Linked DNA regions of Homo sapiens: region 2 is linked to region 1. Evidence: chromatin loops called from intact Hi-C (ENCODE). Cell type or tissue: endothelial cell of umbilical vein. All regions are shown on one strand. Region 1 overlaps DSN1 (DSN1 component of MIS12 kinetochore complex). Region 2 overlaps TGIF2-RAB5IF (TGIF2-RAB5IF readthrough).

What was found. A loop is a pair of places that touch in the nucleus more often than their neighbours do. Peaks named below come from ENCODE experiments on the same cell type or tissue, not always from the same donor. Only the 100,000 strongest peaks of a DNase experiment are listed, where the experiment ranks them.
Region 2: a loop joins it to region 1, with 15 times the contacts of the local background. A loop is called at or near these places in 56 of 110 quality-filtered maps.

Annotation. Positions count from the first base shown.
Region 1 is chr20:36,753,683-36,756,182 of GRCh38, forward strand. It overlaps DSN1 (DSN1 component of MIS12 kinetochore complex), which reads right to left. Exons shown (of 11, transcript NM_001145315.2): 9 at 2,000-2,147; 10 at 1,081-1,168. Among named protein-coding and RNA genes, the nearest start is that of NDRG3, 8.8 kb to the left of the region's middle. In endothelial cell of umbilical vein, a CTCF peak has its summit at 1,114 (motif pointing left); a DNase peak (open chromatin) is centred at 1,099; H3K27ac peaks cover 319 bases.
Region 2 is chr20:36,611,574-36,614,073 of GRCh38, forward strand. TGIF2-RAB5IF (TGIF2-RAB5IF readthrough) reads left to right here. Exons shown (of 5, transcript NM_001199535.2): 5 at 437-984. The coding sequence ends at 478. It overlaps RAB5IF (RAB5 interacting factor), which reads left to right. Exons shown (of 4, transcript NM_018840.5): 4 at 437-984. The coding sequence ends at 478. SLA2 (Src like adaptor 2) reads right to left here. Exons shown (of 8, transcript NM_032214.4): 8 at 745-2,413. The coding sequence ends at 2,293. Among named protein-coding and RNA genes, the nearest start is that of RAB5IF, 7.0 kb to the left of the region's middle. In endothelial cell of umbilical vein, a CTCF peak has its summit at 1,289 (motif pointing right); no DNase peak of the experiment used is centred here.

The DNA of each region.
Region 1 (2,500 bases):
ACCACTACAATCACAATACAATGTGATCAATAAGAAGATGGAGGCTGGGAGCAGTGGCTCATGCCTGTAATCCCAGCACTTTGGGAGGCCAAGGCAGGTGGATCACCTGAAGTCAGGAGTTCGAGACCAGCCTGACCAACATGGAGAAACCCCGTCTCTACTAAAAATATAAAATTAGCCGGGCATGGTGGAGCATGCCTGTAATCCCAGCTACTCGGGAGGCTGAGGCAGAAGAATCCCTTGAACCCGGGAAGCAGAGGTTGCAGTGAGCCGAGATCGCACCATTGCACTCTAGCCTGGGCAACAAGAGTGAAACTCCGTCTCAAAAAAAAAAACAAACAAAAAAACCCAAAAAAACAAGATGGTCAGGTGCAGTGGCTCACACTTGTAATCCCAGCACTTTGGGAGGCTGAGGCAGGATGATCACTTGAGCCCAGGAGTTGAAGACCAGCCTGGACAAACAGGGGGACCCCATCTCTACAAAAAAATTAAAAATTTAGCTGGGTGTGGTGGTGGTGGTGCATGCTTTTAGTCCCAGCTACTCTGGGAGCCTGAGGTGAAAGGACTGCTTGAGCCTATCAGGTTGAGGCTGCAGTGAGCTGTGCAGTCATTGTGCCATTCACTCCAACCTGGATGACAAAGCGAGAGACTTTGCCCCCCCAGCCCAAAAAAAAAGTAGAAGAAGAAAGAAAATGAAGGTATGTATAGCCAATAATTTAGGGCTGGAAGGAGGTCAGGAAAAGCTAGGGAGGAGTAATGTCAGTGTCACTTAGTGAATTCTTGAGAAATGAAGAGGGAAAAAGCAATGGGTGGGTATTTCTTAAGTCTTGGATTTACCAAAACAACAACATATTTCATGGGGATTTAATTCTCAGTCTACTGTGCTTCTGTAGAATTTACATCTAGAAATTTCCTATCAACTCTGAGTACCCATAACATACTATTTATTGTGGGGAGAAAAACAAATCACCTCATATAGGTCTTACCCTCTTGGACCATAGGCTTTGAAGGGCAGTTTGTATCCCAAAGGCTATCATGGAAAACAGCCTGAACTCTGGTCCCCTCAAGAGACAAGCTTACCGAGCTGTACTGACACCTTCTGGAAGCACTGGGTACTTTCATCCATAAAGGCCTGCAGCTGTTTCACTGATCCTTGCAGTTCATCCATCTGTAGAAAAAAGACAGCTGTGAGCTGTAAAGGTCCATGGCTTCTTGGATGTTCCTCAAACCTGACAAGCAAGCTCTTGCTCAGGAGCTCTGGGCTTGCTGTTCTTTCAGCCTGGAATGCTTATGCCAGATAATTCTGTTTGTTCCTCCAAAGTCACACCACATTCTTCTCCAGGCTGCTCTATGCTCCAGGAGGCTGACCCATGTAACCTCTACCAACAGGATGCCTAAGTGGGAAGGAGCTGAACGAGTCATCTTGAGTTGGCTCAACTCAGCTAACCATGTGACTTTCTCCCATTAGATGCCACAGTAACTGCTACTCCCTCCTCCCTTTGAGTCCTAGGAGGAGTAAGAGCTCTACTGCCTATAAGCCCCAGGTTACTCCACTAACCCTTGTGGTTCTCCAATACCCATACCTTTCTATTTAGCCTTTCTGAAAATAAACTCTCCTTGAATTGTCCTTTCAAATGCCATCTGCTTGCTATTAATACCTGGTTTGACACAACACTACTCCCTCAAACGTCCTCATGGCTCATTTCCTTCAAGTCTGTTGAAATGGCACCTCAGAGGAGCCTTCAATAACCTTGCTATATAAAATAGCAACCCACCAACCTCCCTATACTGTCTGTCTCTCTTACCCTGCTTCATCAGCATTTACCACTATATATTCATTTGTTTATTATTTTTTAATTGTCTCTCCATGTTTTCCTAAGGTAGAGTTGAATATACATATTCAACTTACACTTATACATTTCTCCAGGTCTTTTAATTTCCAAGGATTACAAGGTGGCAAAGCTGGATAACTCAACTAAATAAACATGAGCCCACTTACCACCAACTCCATACAGTCAAAGACTTTGCTCTGGTTCTGTAATATTTTCTGGTAGTCAGGTTTTGTATTAAGAACTTCATTCTGAGAAGACCCAAGATATGTCATAGGTTCCACTTTGACCTCAGTAATTTTGGCCTCAGTTGATCCTCTAAAAACAAAACACAAGAGCTTTTGAGAGATTCTGTAATTATTTTCTGGAAGAGATACCAAAGATTATCCTATAAAGCTGAATCAGTATTCCTCCACTCTACGCTAGCTATAGGCTCACTTCTTAACAGAAAGGTTTTTTTTTGTTTGTTTGTTTGTTTTTGAGATGGAGTCTCACTCTGTTGCCCAGGATGGAGTGCAGTGGTGCGGTCTCAGGTCTCGGCTCACTGCAACCTCTGCCTCCCGGGTTCAAGCAATTTTCCTGCCTCAGCCTCCTGAGTAGCTGGGATTTCAGGCACCTGCCACCATGCCCAGCTAATTTTTTGTATTTTTAGTAGAGACGAGGTTTCACCA
Region 2 (2,500 bases), 140 kb before region 1:
GTGCTGGGGCATCTATATGTTTTTTTAAAAGAACCAAGAGATTACAATGGGTAGCCAAGGTTTGAGAATCCCTGCTTTGATATGCAGCTGACAAGTTATAGTATTTTCACATTGGTAGTCGCAGCACCTGCTAGCAGTGTAATATGCTTTACTTGAATCATTTCCACATCTGCACCTCAATTCCCTGGGCCTGGGGTTGCCATTTGGTAGGGGAGGAGCTTATCAGGAGTTCCTTTGCAAGTGCAGGAGGGCAGTCCTGGGTTCTGTTAGTGACAGCGTGATTTCAGTGAAATAATTTAGACCCCCCAAGCAGACTGTGCAACGGATAGCCCCTGGAGAGTGCCCCGTGTTTACATTCTCATCTGGCATTTTTGTTTTGTGGAATCGGCCTGTGTTAAGCCAGGTGACCTATGAACAGTGCTTGTCTCCTCACTAGGTCATTTGGATCATCTTTTACACTGCCATCCATTATGACTGATGGTGTACAGCTCCCAAGTGCTCCCTATCCAGTCCAAAGGACCCTCTTGATTACAGCACAGGAACTTGATCGTTGGGGAACCCCAGCCCCTTGGAACTTGGAAGACCCGTGTTTCCTGGACCGCGAATCAGTGTGTTGGGCATCAGTGTTTTCTGCAAGGGTTGTGACCTGAAACTTTTTAAAAACCACCCACCTTTGGGGAAGCATTTCTGAATTTATCCATCACCAACCATTTCTTCTTGGATACCATCAAGTAACAGCTATTATTTGCCAAGTGGAGCTGTCATTTAATTTGATGCACCTCTGGATTCAGATGAAACATTAAATTGTCTTCCTCGATTCTCCATCGGGTGTAGAGTTTTTAAACTATCAATGGCATTTCAAGTCTTCTGAAACAGCATGGCTGTATGTGCGTGGTCCATAGCACAGTACATGCAGCATCTAATAAGAGTTTCCATTGTAGAATGTTTTCACATACTTGAATAAATCAAATCTTTAATTGAGAACCTGTTGATGATACCTGATAAAGCCTTTCCCACCCCACCTGTAGCTTGGGAACCAGTAGGAGCACTGGAGGGGGTGCCTCCCACCCCATCCCTCTTTCTTCCTCTCCCTGATCCCTTAGCGGATCCAGCAGACCTCTTTCTGTTTATGGAGGCAGCAGGGAAATCAAGGGCTGGATTTGGTGTAGGCTGTGGTCTCCGTCTTGGCATTGTGGAGAGAGGGCTTAGCACCTTCTGATGCCCCTGCCCAGCACTGAGGTGCCTGGCCTCACTGCAGTGTGCTAGACTTAAGAGGTGTTATTTTTTATTCGGCCACAAGATGGCAAGGCCAGTGTGCTAGGGAATGGTAAGCCACAAAATGAAATAGAGATCTGAGAGCTAGGCTGGGTGCCGTGGCTCACACCTGTAATCCCAGCACTTTGGGAGGCCAAGGTGGGTGGATCACCTGAGGTCAGGAGTTCGACACCAGCCTGGCCAATGTGGTGAAACCCCATGTCTACTAAAAATACAAAAAAATTAGCCAGGCATGGTGGTGTACGCCTGTAATCCCAGCTATTCTGGAGGCTGAGGCAGGAGAATTGTTTGAATCCAGGAGATGGAGGTTGCAGTGAGCTGAGATCGTGCCATTGCACTCCAGCATGGGCAACAGGGCAAGACTCCGTCTCAAAAAAAAGAAAAAGAGCTGGGGCTGTTGTCCTCAATGGGGGACATTTGAGGACCTAGACTGTCCGAAGTCTTTCTCTTTGCTCTGGAGGTCACATAGAGCCTGGACCATCCAAGATCTGCTGCTACGGTAAGACATCATCTCAGCTTTCCTTTCCCTTCTAGGCCACAGTCCTACCTTCTGAGGTATGGTGGTGGTCTCAACGAGACTTGTAGATTTTCTGAAAATGACTTTCTCGTTGACTCTAGGGGTTGTTTCTACCTTGTGGGTGGGGCCTGGTTAATGGTGGGGATGTAGAATGGGGCTCAACAGGCAGGGCATCCAGATGGTACTGGAAACCCCAAACTCAAGAACTAACTAGGTCAGACCCCCCAGGAGGCTTATTCTCTTTTTGGAACCCTGGCCCTGGTCCCACCTTCTCTGCACTCGCACTAGAGGTCGCAGGTGGGATCATGGCACTGGAAGGAAGTAGGTGACTTCTAAGGGCTAAGAGAGGAAAGAGCAAGGGTACAGGTGGGACCCTAGATGCACCTCTGTGTCCCACCCTCCCTCCCTGAGTGCACAGCCTTGCCTCTGGGGTGCCCAGGAGGCTGAATTGGGGTTCTAGGTGTGCAGCCTTGGTTTCCCTTTTGGCCTCTCCTTTGGGCCTAGGCATCATCCAAAGAGACAGCCTCGTCATTCAGGCTGATGTAGAAGCTGAGGGACTCCCGGAGACCCTCACTGAGAAGAGACTCCTCCCCTGTGGCAGCTTCAGAAAACAGGAGGGAGCTGTGGACAAAGGAAGATAATTGGGTCAAGAAGCCTCTTCCTCCTCCCTGTACTCACTACACACAAAATTGCACTGTTCTCAAAACC